2 separate regions of the Mus musculus genome follow, and region 1 is linked to region 2. A link is a contact called in ENCODE POLR2A ChIA-PET data. All regions are on one chromosome and are shown on one strand. Each heading gives the region's core, a stretch centred on a gene start or an enhancer-like site at or near the end of the contact. The rest is flanking DNA. Distances are from core to core; before and after follow the strand shown. Region 1 holds the start of Tnfaip8l2 (tumor necrosis factor, alpha-induced protein 8-like 2). Region 2 holds the start of 4930481B07Rik (a long non-coding RNA gene).

Region 1 (6,497 bases), core at 953-3,452, 130 kb before region 2:
ATTTGTGATCTCCTATAACAAGACGACCAGTGTGTTCTTTCTTTCCTGCACCCATAAGTCTCAAGAACTTTTGTTTTCTTTCTTCATTGCCTAAGTCTGCTGCCTCCCAATTGCTAGATCCAAGATCATCGTCAGGGGAGGCTAAACGTATCACCCCATGTGGGTGAGACTCCCGGGCAGCACTCATCGTAGCTGGGATCCCGACGGGGATATGCCAAACACACTCGCAGTTCTCCTCAAACGTGACACCAGCAGCCCTCACCCAGCCACCGGACCAAGCAGTGCCACTCCAGAACGCAGAGCCCCCTCCGAGTTCTCATTTCCATGGACTTTTAAGAAAAAAAGTTTAGCAGGAAGATGATGGCACACACCTTTAATCCTAGCACTCAGGAGGCAGAGGCTAGCTTGGTCTACAGAGCGAGTTCCAGGAGATAGGTTCTCTCAATGGCTCATTACTTACTAAGTACTAAAACTGACCTTGAATTCACAGAGACCTGCCTTCCTCTACCTCCCCAATGCTGGGTCTAAAAGTGTGCACCCCCACATACAGGTGCGGTGCTTTATTTTATTTTGGTTGATGGCTAATATGGGAGGGACCAGATCACTGTGGGCACGTGGGCTGGTGGTCCTGGGTGCCATATGAAAAGAAGCTGAGAAAGTAATGTGATAAACATTGTCTTCTATGACCTTTGCACCAATTCCTGCCCTGACTTCCTTCAATGATGGATTATAATACGGAAGTGTAAGCAAAATAAACCCTTTCCTCCCCAAGAATGGTGGTTCATCATGGCAATAGAAACTCTGAGACAGGCCAGTGAAACTATGCCTCAAAGAAAGTGAACCAGACCAGGTTCCTGAAGATGACATCAGAAATTGTTCTCTGAAGCCCGGCGTGGTGGCACACACCTTTAATCCCAGCCCTTGGGAGGCAGAGGCAGGCAGATTTCTGAGTTTGAGGCCAGCCTAGTCTACAGAGTGAGTTCCAGGACAGTAGGACAGTCAGGGCTATACAGAGAAACCCTGTCTCAAAAAACCGAAAGAAAGAAAGAAAGAAAGAGAGAGAGAAATAAATAAATAAATAAATTGTTCTCTGGTCTACACACATGCACACACTAAATATGTTTTTAAAGACTTTTATTGTTTGTATGTATGTGTATTCTACATGTGTGTAGGTATCCAAGGAGACCAGAAGGTATTAGATCCACTGGAACTAACTAGTGGTTATGAACCACCAGATATAGGTGCTGGGAATAAAAGTCAGAACATCTGGAAGATCAGTGAGTCACTGAGCCATGGAGTCGCTGACTCCAGTCTCTGGAAGCCCCCAAATCAGTTTTTAAATCCCTGAATCCTAAGGCCTTTTTTTGGGTTCTCAATCTGTGCTGAAGAAAGCTATATAATTCACTCCTTTAAAGATTTGTGTGTCTGTGTGTGCCCAAGTGTATGTTCATGTACTGATTTATTCAGGTGACTCTGGAGGCCAGAAGAGAACACTGGAATTCCTGGAGCTGGAGTTGTGGGTGGTTTTTCCAAGACAAGAATTTTACTATGCAGCCCTGGCTGGCCTGGAGCTCACTCTGTAGACCAGGCTGGCCTTGAACTCAAAGATTGGATTGTCTCTGCCTCCAGAATGCTGGGATTAAAGGTGTAGTTTTGCCTCATTGGAGTCTACCCTCATTTATCAGGCCCTTTAAAGCTATTAAGCTCTGTACTCCAGCGTTTTGGCTCGATGCTGACACCTGCTGGTCACGCATGGCTCAGCAGCCCTAACCTTGGCACCTACCTCCTGCCTGCTCTGGCTGGGGCAGTCTGTGCCAATCTTACCTTCTAGGGCCTGAAGATGCTTGTATAATGCTGTTCTACTACACCACTCGATGATCTTTCAGTACTTCCCTCACTGTCTCTCACATTAAAATCTGGACTCTGCACGGTTTTCAGTACCACAAAAATATTAGGCAGCAAGAAAGAAGCAGACCTTTTATTAGGTGGAGGTGTGTAAATCCGTCCTTGCCACTTCAGAGTTGGTGCTTCCTACAGAATTCCATTCCTTTTGACCTTTGTCTTATTTCTAGGTGGCTCTTGGGACACTGGACTTCTTGGTGACAGTGATGATGAACCGGAGGTGGAGAGTAGATAGGCGGGGCCTGGGGTGGGGCTAGACCAAAGGGCCTCTTAGGAGCTTCTCCATTCTGTGAGCTCTCAGAAACATCCAAGGCCAGACTGGCACCCAGCACACGGCAGGTGAGAGTCTGGCAATGACAGAGGGTGGGTTTCGGGGTGACACTGACAGGATATCCTGACCCTTTCACCTTCACCTTTCTTTCTGTCTTGTGAAACTCTCGCTTGTAGAATTCTTGGGTCTCCCCCTCTCTCCCCAGAACCATTTTAGTGTATTTAGTGGATGGGGCAAGGCTGTCTGAGAGTGAGACCTGGCTTGGGATGGTGGCTGAGTCTAGAGCTGAGGGACAGAGATGCACATGGGGTAACGACTAGAGATTTAGAGATCTACAGTATCTTCGGACATGGAAGTACAGTGACGCAAAGTGAAAGAAACCTTTGCTAGGCTAGAGATTCATGAGGGTCACGTAGAGGCTGGGACAAAAAGAGCGAGTGACATAGCTACCCTGGGAGGACTGGGGACCTAGTTGGAGATGGCAAAGGGAGCAATAGAGAGCTGGGTAAGAGGAGGGCAGGTAGGGAAGGAAAGCGGGCCCCTATAGAAAAATCATCTCCAGTGTGAAAGATCCACAGGGCAAGGCAGAAACAAATCAAGATGGCAGGTTCCCATTGGAGTGATTCGGCTGCCGGAGAGAGCCCCCTGGCTGTCCTCCCTCTGAGAGGACTCCTATTTTCATTTGAGGGAGAGGGTGAGGTTGCTCCTTCATTGCGGTCACAGCCACATCCTGCAGAGCCGGGGAGGGGGAAGTAAGAAGCAAAACAACCAGAAGAAGCACAGTCAAGGCCCATGGTGAGAAGACCCTGTCCGTAGGCACAGGATATACCACCAAGAAGGCCTCGCTCTGCTCAGCCTAGCCAGCCTGAGACCACTACCTGCTGCCGCAGCCACCCTTCAAAAGAGCGCCCTCCTTGTTGGAGGGCGAATGTGGAGGGGTTATTTGACTTGTAGCCTATTTTTTCTCATAATTTGTGTCTGTTATTTATTATGTATATGTGTGAGTAGAGGCCAGAGGTGTTGGGTCTCCCTGGAGCTAAAGTTATAGGTGACTGTGAGCATCTGTTGTCTGAGAGTGTTGTCCCACTCCTTGAAGCCTGTTTTCATACTTACTAGGCCAAGTTGCTTAAGATCTCTTAGCTTTGCCCAGAGGTGGTGGCACATGCCTTTAATCCCATCACTTAGGAGGCAGAGGCAGGCAGATCTCAGTTCAAGGCCACCCTGGTCTACAGAGCGAGTTCTAGGACAGCCAGGGTTATACAGAGAAACTTTTGTCTTGAAAAAACAAAAACAACAAAAAAGAGTCCTTCAGTCTGAGATTTCTCTCTGTAAAACAGGGCTTGTCACCCATATGAAGTTGGTAAACCAAGACAGTTAATATCAAACACTTGGCACACAGTAGGTTCTTTAAAAAAAAAAAAGCCAAGTGTTCTATTTAAGATTCTGGAGACCCTATATCTCTCACTTCTTTTAAGACTTTATGGTACCCCCACTGACATGAGCTTTGGATCTCAAGCCTGGAAACAGAGGGGCGCTGTGCAAATTCCCTGTCGGTCGGCCGCCGCATAGCCCACTGCCCTGACTCCAGCCATGCCCACACTCCTCCAGCCAGGCTCTCCCTGCTCCTCGCGGCTGTTTTGGAGACACAAATGTCTTGTTTACAGCACGGAAGGGAAAAAGCAGAAGCAAAGCCTACAGGATGGAGGGGCCCAGGGGAGTGGGAAGACAAAGCAGGCAGAGCGGTGAAGATGAGGAAAAGCCATTTCTCTCCTTTTCTCTCATTTAGCCGGTTGCCTCTTCCAGTGACTGATCACACACCGACCGCAAGCACCATGGAGTCCTTCAGCTCAAAGAGTCTGGCACTACAAGCGGAGAAGAAGCTGCTGAGTAAAATGGCTGGTCGGTCCGTGGCGCATCTCTTTATCGACGAGACCAGCAGCGAGGTGCTAGACGAGCTTTACCGCGTGTCCAAAGAATACACGCACAGCCGGCCCAAGGCACAGCGGGTGATCAAAGACCTCATCAAGGTAGCGGTTAAAGTGGCTGTGCTGCACCGCAGTGGCTGCTTTGGCCCTGGGGAGCTGGCTCTGGCTACACGATTTCGTCAGAAGCTACGGCAGGGCGCCATGACCGCACTTAGCTTCGGTGAGGTGGACTTCACCTTTGAGGCTGCCGTGCTAGCAGGTCTGCTCGTCGAGTGCCGGGACATTCTGCTGGAGCTGGTGGAGCACCACCTCACACCCAAGTCACATGACCGCATCAGGCACGTGTTTGATCACTACTCTGACCCCGACCTGCTGGCTGCCCTCTATGGGCCTGACTTCACTCAGCACCTTGGCAAGATCTGTGATGGGCTCCGGAAGCTGCTGGACGAGGGCAAGCTCTGAAGCTCCGGAGCTCAGCACACTGGACTTTGGCAAAATGACTGACTGGGAAATGACACATCGGGCTCTCTAACCCTGCACCAATGCTTCTCGATCCCCTGGCTTCACTCTCTCCCAAGAGTGCTATAGACACTGAGGCCACCCCCACCCCCAAACTACTGCTGGGGCAAAGCAAGGCTGAACTGAGTGAGGCGGCTCTCGCTCCCATCCAGTTCCAGTAAAGGAAACAGCTGACTGAAGAAGAAGTGAAACTCAGGTCCGCTTCTCCCGGGAGGGCTGCCCAGAACCAGGGGATCCTCCTCCTCCACAAACCCGAGGAAGGGGACACTAAAGGCCACACGCAGGAAGGTGGTCATTAGAGACCTCCTGGATCTAGAGTTGGAGGCAGCACTAGGACACATACAGACGCTGTGTTCCAGAGCTTCTAGAAGGAGCTGGGGGAAGGGAGGCACAGGGGAAATAAAACCACTAAAGCATGCACAGGGCTCACGGTTTAATCTCTCGAGCTCCATACTCAGGCTAAACATAGAGGAGAGGTCTAGAAACAACACTTATTCCCACTCCTGAACCGGAGACAGACTCCCAGGACTACTGTGCCGCCATGCCTATTTCATCACTTAAGGAACAAAAGACAAATTGTACTGCAGATCAGATACAGATTACAGATACATATGAAGTGGGGGCAAGGCAAAGGTAGGCTAGGGTGCGTAACAAAGACACTTCTGTAACTGTTCTCCTTGAACCCCAAAGCATCTTCCATTCCTTAGCCCCACCACGCGCTGGGGAGAGGAGAGGAGCTGGAAGAAGGATGCTTAGTCAGTATCCACCACGCTGCCTTCTCTCAGAGCCAAGGCGTGGGAAAGGTTGTAGGGAGTTCTTAGTTACAACTGAGTCCCACCCTTTACCTTGGGAGTGGGGAAAACTCAGCGCAGTCTGCCATTCTATGGTGAGCATCACCAACTCCCAGGCCTCAGCAACAAGCTTCGCTAGGAAAGTGGGACAGGCGAGCAGCCAGCCGCCTCCACTTACAGTTCTGGGTTTCCCTATCTTCAGTGATATGGAAATTCCCCCCTCTTTTCCCAGTTAAGAGGAGAAAGGAGTTAGATATAGCAAATAAATATTACTTCAATATAGCACCAAATAAATTAGGTAAGATCATTGGAGATGGGGAGGGGTCTCTGCTTCCCTGCTCTAAGGCCAGGGAATGCTCAACGGGACAGCGAGGGCATAGAAGAGCCTTTGAATCTAAAGGCTAACTCTAGATTCAGCCCAAGAACTGGGAAGAGGTCTGCTCCCACTCGCTACGCTTGCCACTAAGTGTCCCCAGCTGAAGAAATCTTGGCAAAGATGGCTGGAGAGGAGTGAGGCAGGCTGGGAAGCTCTGTTCTTCAGCCTCACCTCAGACTCCTCTCCCCCTCGGGCTGGTCCTTCAACATCCTGCCTTGCTCATCAGTTCTGGGGACATCAGAGTTTGAAGATTTCATCTTCCTGGTCCCGCAGTGTCTGGGTCCGAGACGTCCGGGTGAGTGGCACAGGGCCTAGGACTGCTCGCTGCTGCATCCGAGGGGAGCTAGGGTAGAGACCCGTGTCCTCCTCAGGTACCCTGCCGATGAGGGAAGGGAGAAAGAGCAACAAATCAAGGCAAGGACCTGAGAATGGAGCGGTGAGTGGGGAGGTGGGGGAGGGGAGGCTGCCTCCCTTTGTTTCACAAGTTGGATGGAGTCTTGCGACCCTCTGAAGAACTTGCTCCTAAGGCTTCATCCCAGCACACTGGCGTAAGACCCCACAGACCCTGCCTCCCACGCGCTACCACTGGCGTAAGACCCCACAGACCCTGCTTCCCACCCACTACCCCATTCCAGATGCCACTGGCTCTTTCATGATTTGGGGACCACATGGGGAGAAAGGCATCCACTTGCCTGTCCTCGGGTACTTTGGTT
Region 2 (6,268 bases), core at 521-3,020:
CCAAGTTTGTAAAATATAATCTACCAACGGAGCCACAGCCTCAGCTCTCCAGTAAAGAACTCTCGTTATTCAGAAAGAGTTCTGTGAGCTGCAGCACCTCTGAGAAATATGGCAGATGAGGCAAAGGTAGGGGCTGCATTTATCCCGTTGTTTGCTATCGCTATATAAATAGCACTCTGCCTTCTAAGCTTTTCATGCTCACAAAAATAATCTTGGCAGGTGGATATTATAGTTACCATTTTATTCATGAGACAATAGGTTTAGGGAGGTAGAACGATTTGTCTGATGTCATCATGTGGAATGTAGTGGTTCCAAGATTCCTCCCATACATAAGCCTGAATTTTTTGGATCCACTGCTATGGGAGTCCAAGGGGAGGTAACAGAGCCTTCTTTTAAAAGCTTTACCCAAACCTGGGCCTGATGGCGCAACAGTGTAGCCCTAGTTACTAGGCAGGCAGGACAACTTAGTGGAAACCCTGTCCCAAAAAGTGATAGGGTATAGAGTAGCTTCAGTGTTACGAGTGCACCTGCCAAGCGTGTGCGACTCCCAACGTCCAATAATCAGTATCGCCAAAACAAAACAAAAACACTCGCCAAGCTGCTATGTCGGTGGGCTGCTTGCTTGGACTGGGTGAAGCACTAGGTTCCACTCCGAACACTGCAAAAAGTGAAAATAAAACAGAAATTTAAAAACCCTTGTCATTTGAAACGGCTGCGGTCGCGGTGGGCGGCGGCGGCGCGGGGCCAGGGTAGAGAGCGCGCCAGGTGGCACACTGGGCCTGCAGATGGATCCAGCAAAAACCTGAGCCAGCGCAGGTGGGTGAGTGTCAAGGCAATTCGTCTCCCTGGCGACTCCGCCCCTTTTCCCACCTCCAAGGGGCGGGGCAGCAAAGCGCGGGAAAGCTCAACGGGAACAGTAATGCCAGCTCCCGTCAGGGGCGGAGAAAAGGGAGCTCTCTTAAATGGGAAATAGATCTGGGCTCCCTCCTTCTCTCGCGTAAGAAGCCTATCAGCATACTACCTTAAGCTCTCCTTGGTTGTGGCCCAGGCCACGCCAGCACTTCCCAACGTCACCTCCCCCACTTCCGGTCGCAGCGTGTCCCAGGTCTCAGGTCTCGGTGGTTCCGGTTTCTTTTACACTCGGAATCCCAAAGTCTGTCCAGCTCTCCCGCAGAGGGAGGGGCCGTGCGTGGTGCGTACGCCCAGAGGCAGGCGGACGCCAGAACCGCATCCATCCGGATTATAAAGCAGTTTAGACTGCGAGGAACCCCAGGCAATGGTCACCCCGATGACGTAATGTTTGGGGGTGGCACCTCATTTTGTGACCCCCAGCACCGCATCCGTTCGAGCGCGGCTTAGCCTGAGGAAACGGCACGAACACTTAAAACACCCAGGTTCCACACGGAGCCGACGAGGTTCCCCTAGACGCGCCGCCATACAGCTAGAGTTCCTAAGTTTGTAGATGTGAGGCACAGTGTCCAGCTTCGAGCGACCAATGGAGAGAGGATGGCTACGCTTCTGAGCTAGCTAGTCACCCCTCGCAACCCAAAGCGAAGACTAAGGCTGGCTTCTTGCTAAGCGACAGCGGCGGCGGCCAATGGCTTTCGGGCTGCTCAGACAGGGCAGGTGGACTCCGGAGCAGCCAATGGGGAGAACCTTCTCCACAGGGCCCAGGCCCTTTGTCCAATAGTGATGAGAAGACTATGAGGGGCCAGTTCCGAGCGGGGTATGGAGGGCCAATCCCATACGGGACTGGGTGGGGCTCACAGTTGAATGACAGGTCCATTAGCCAATGGCGAGTATGAAAGCGGGCAGCCCGGACTAGGAGCACGGAGGGAGCTGAGGGAGAGGGGAGGCCGAAGCGGAGAGAAGCAGGAAGTAGCGGCGGCCGCGGGGAGGGCGGCGGCGGCGGTAGCGGCGGTGGCGGCTGGAACCGGGAGGAGGCCGTAGGGTCTCAGCCCGCACCAGGATCGGAACAAGTAAGCACGCTCGCGGCAAATACCCGCCCCTGGCTCCGCCCCCCGGGGGGGCGGGTAAATACCCCTGCCCCTCCCCCACTTGGTCAACTACCCCCTTCTCCGTGCCGCCGCCCCCTGGGGCGGCTGCTGGCCTGGCCGGGTCGCCGCCTTCTTCTTCGAGGACCACCGGTGGGAACTCCAGTTTGCTGGAAGCACGGCCCCCTAGCCTGGTAACGTGGGAGGGGGTTCCTGGACCCCTAAGTCCTGGCGCTCTTAGACTGAGAGGCAGTCAGAGTGCGGCCGGGGGACTCGAGGCTGCGGGATGTCGCGACCTAAAATGGTGTCCGTGCCGGGCGGTGGGGGCGGGGGAATTGGGCCCAGCAGGAGAGGAGCCTGCATCCCGACCGGGTGCTGGTCAGCGTCCGGACCCAGGCAGGACTCAGGCTAGCGCCTCGATCCTGGCGAGCTCCTTGCAGTCACTCGGGTCTGGGGAGAGCCTCTGGGGGTCAGAGACAGGGCAAGCTGCCCGGCGCGCAGAGATGAAGGGGACCAGGTTCGAGTCTGGACTGACCTGGCTGCAGAGCTTAGAATCACGCAGGGACCGCCCCCTCTTGTGTCTCCACTCCCCTCGCGCCACTCCCCACTGCCGGGGAGTCCTGGCCCCCAATGTGCAGCGCCGCAGATCCTAAGGGCCTGGCCTCACCGAGGCCCTCCCTTGAGTTCTTAGCCGGTGAAAGTGAAAGAAGCACCACTCGCCTCAGTTTACCCTTTAGTTTTTAAATGTACTTCTTGTCCCCTACCCGAAACCCCGGACTTACTTTCCGCGCCAGTCCCTGGCAGATGGCAGGGACTTAAATGCCGCCCGCTGCCCAGCTTGGCCGCAACCTAATCGCCCCTGGCCGTGCTCTGGCCCCTTCCTTTTGCTCTGCGCTGTAGGCCTTGGGCAAAGGGCAATGGAGCCCCCACCCTACCGGTGTCTGTTCACCCTTTTCTTGTTAAGCCCCCTTTGCTTTTGAAGAACAGAGGGGGAAAGTAGGTAGGGAGATGGCAGCTCCACAGGCCTGGCGGCTGAGTGGAGGATCTTCATTGGCCTTAAGCCTCTGTGTTTGGCCCACTGTCTGCTCCAGGTGGCTATCGGATGACCTCCAAGTCACTTGCACGCCAGAGGGAGGTGGTTGGGAGAGGTAGGTTCGCAGGTGTTTTCTTAGTCCCCATTGGTTTGTACTCCACCGACCCACCCTGCTGGGAGCTTGAGTGGGAAGGTAGCCCAGGCTTCCCGACCCGGGAGAGCTGAATTGAAGAGGGACCTAGCGATTCATCTGGGTTAAAACTAAGGGCTTTGTTCAAACCCAGAATGTGCAGAATTAAATAGAGGGGTAATGTACAAGGAGGACTACCCTTTCTTCCTCTAGTTGGTACCCTTGTCCCCCACCCCCACCTTGGTCCGGGCAATGCCAGCCGCCACCTGCTGGGACTATCTCCAGTTACAGTCTGAAGGCTGGAAAGAGGTGAGAGAATTGGCCCTGGGAAATGGCTTGCATCCTGGGCAGGGAATGTATAAAGGGGAGCGAATTTGTCCCTATGTTGAGTCTTCCTAGATACAGAATTACTTATGGTTAAGAACAGATAGAGGATAGAGTTTGGGTCTCCTACAGTCTCTGAGCTGGCCTCCTTGTTGCTTTAGTGACACATAAGTCTTTTGGGAATACCCCTCCCCAATCCTCCCTGGGCCAGATTAAGGTTGGGGGAGACTTCTAGGCTACTGTTACCCAAGAAGGTGGAGTTTGAGTTGGAGGGTAGACTGTGTGAGGAGCTTAGAGCAGAAATGTCAGTGGAAAGGAGGAGCTTTCTCCCAGTGTGGAAGCTATGTTGGACCAGCTTGTGCCCTGGAGTCTTAACCCTGAGAGAGCAAGGTGGAGGAGGGAGGACACTCTGGGGAAGGTGAGCAAGCCGCAGGTGTTTGTGACAGGAGAGGACTCAGCCAGGGCCCTTGTGACTATGCCCCCCTCCACCTCTTTCTGTGTCTTAATTCTTTCTACCTTGAATGTTTCTCCTTGCTCACCGTGCTAGGGCTTTGGGTGCCAGGCTCCAGATCTTTCACATATGGCTTTAGCTGACCTCTGACTCTTAGCTCTGGCCCTAGCCCTAGGTGGCCCTAGGTGGCCTCCTTCCCAGTGCAGCCCGCTCCTGCTTGACCTCATGTCCTAATTTGGCCTGCATTAGTACATTGTATTCTGTGTTTACACTCACACATATGATTTCATGTTTGTGGAAGAACTTTGATAAATGGGTTACTTGTCCACTCTTTGAACCAGCAAAAGTAAGGCAATGAAGTAACTTGCTTGAAGGACGGTGATAACGCTAAAGGCAGAGCAAGTTAAGTTTTAGCCGTAATCACTGCTCTTGTGTGTAAATGGCCTTTCAGATCTCTGTGGACCCCCAATTCATATTTCATGAATAATACTGATCCCATGCTGACGCAAGCCCTGAAACCCAGAGCAGTATGTCTGCCATCCTCCTTGATATTCTGTTGGTTAATTGGTTCTGTGTGAGACACAGGAACAGTTAGTTTATCTGGTTTCAACGGAGATGATCTCTGAGAACCTTCAGCTTCTCTTTTCTTTGTATTTCTAAGAATCTCTTTCTAGTTTTCTCTGGCAGTACCTAGTGTTTTCCCACTAACCTGATTTTAGGGTTTGGCACACTGAATACTTCAAGCAGCTCTCTAGGATTCACAATATGGTGGAGATGTACCAAGTTGGAGGGATAAATACAGAGGGATAAATGCAGAGTATTGAGAAGGGGGTGTTCAGGGTCTAGATATGGGGATCCCAATTTCTCTTTACTCTTACTGTTTTCATTAGGTCTGGGACCTGTCACTATGGGGGACATGAAGACCCCTGATTTCGATGACCTCCTTGCTGCTTTTGACATCCCTGACATTGATGCAAATGAAGCCATTCACTCTGGGCCAGAAGAAAATGAGGGACCAGGAGGCCAAGGGAAGCCAGAACCCAGTGTAGGAGGAGATTCTAAAGACAGAGAAGAAGCAGCAGCCGCTGAGAATGACCCTGAGAGTCCAGCTGAGGCCTCTGATCATGGCCTTCCACAACCACCGGATACTTCTACAGTCAGCGTCATTGTCAAGAACACAGTGTGTCCAGAGCAGTCCGAGAGCCTGACTGGGGATTCAGGAGAGGAAGAGACCAAGGCTGGGGGTATAACTAAGGAAGGACCTGTGGGGTCTTGTCTGATGCAGAATGGGTTTGGGGGTCCTGAGCCCTCTCTCTCAGAAAACCCCCATTCTTCAGCACATGCCAGTGGGAATGCCTGGAAAGACAAAGCTGTGGAAGGCAAAACATGCTTGGACCTCTTTGCTCATTTTGGGTCTGAACCAGGAGACCACCCAGATCCCCTACCTCCAGAACCTTCCCAACCTCGGGGTGGTGACATGGCCCCACCTCCTTTCTCCACTCCTTTTGAACTGGCCCCAGAAAATGGCTCAACCCTGCTTCCTCCTGCTTCACTCTTGCCTCAAGGGGCCTTGAAACAGGAAAGCTGCAGCCCTCACCATTCCCAGGGCCTAACCCAGAGAGGCCCAGGCTCCAGCCCCGAGACAGCAGGCATCCCTGCCAGTGTCTCTCCCCCGCAGGTGGCTGGGGTGTCCTTCAAGCAGTCTCCAGGACACCAGAGTCCTCCTGCTTCCCCTGTCAAGGCACCCAGCTGTAAACCCCTGAAGGAAGAAGATGAGGGAACAGTGGACAAGTCTCCCCCAAGAAGTCCCCAGAGTCCCTCTAGTGGAGCTGAGGCTGCAGATGAGGACAGCAATGATTCCCCTACCTCCTCCAGCTCTTCTAGGCCCCTCAAGGTGCGGATCAAGACTATTAAAACATCCTGTGGGAATATCACAAGAACTGTAACCCGGGTCCCCTCAGAACCCGATCCTCCTGCCCCTTTGGCCGAGGGGGCTTTCCTGGCCGAGACTAGCTTCCTGAAACTGTCCCCTGTAACTCCAACCCCCGAAGGTCCAAAGGTGGTGAGTGTCCAATTGGGTGATGGCACGAGGCTGAAAGGTACAGTGCTGCCTGTGGCCACCATCCAGAATGCCAGCACTGCCATGCTCATGGCAGCCAGTGTAGCCCGCAAAGCTGTGGTTCTACCAGGGGGGAATGCCACCAGCCCCAAAACTATGACTAAGAGTGTGTTAGGTCTGGTGCCCCAAACTCTGCCCAAGGCTGAGGTACGGACAGGGTTTAGCCTTGGGGGGCAGAAGGTAAATGGTGCCTCAGTGGTGATGGTACAGCCTTCCA

The links. ChIA-PET counts read pairs that join two places held with the same protein, here RNA polymerase II (POLR2A).
Region 1: POLR2A ChIA-PET joins it to region 2 with 15 read pairs in embryonic stem cell. The contact joins the promoter of Tnfaip8l2 here to the promoter of 4930481B07Rik in region 2. POLR2A ChIA-PET finds 5 or more read pairs at or near these places in 3 of 5 experiments (Patski and embryonic stem cell).

The regions. Positions count from the first base shown.
Region 1 is chr3:95,138,059-95,144,555 of GRCm38, reverse strand. It overlaps Tnfaip8l2 (tumor necrosis factor, alpha-induced protein 8-like 2), which reads left to right and starts at 2,202. Exons shown (of 2, transcript NM_027206.3): 1 at 2,202-2,241; 2 at 3,960-5,035. The coding sequence starts at 4,006. The coding sequence ends at 4,560. It overlaps Lysmd1 (LysM, putative peptidoglycan-binding, domain containing 1), which reads right to left. Exons shown (of 3, transcript NM_153121.2): 3 at 5,031-6,160. The coding sequence ends at 6,022. It overlaps Mir8099-1 (microRNA 8099-1), which reads left to right and starts at 5,370; the gene lies at 5,370-5,496. It also overlaps the pseudogene Gm9169.
Region 2 is chr3:95,011,031-95,017,298 of GRCm38, reverse strand. It overlaps 4930481B07Rik (a long non-coding RNA gene), which reads right to left and starts at 1,770. Exons shown (of 2, transcript XR_003954670.1): 1 at 1,022-1,770; 2 at 1-658. Zfp687 (zinc finger protein 687) reads left to right here and starts at 1,842. Exons shown (of 9, transcript NM_001357863.1): 1 at 1,842-1,979; 2 at 4,823-6,268. The coding sequence starts at 4,840.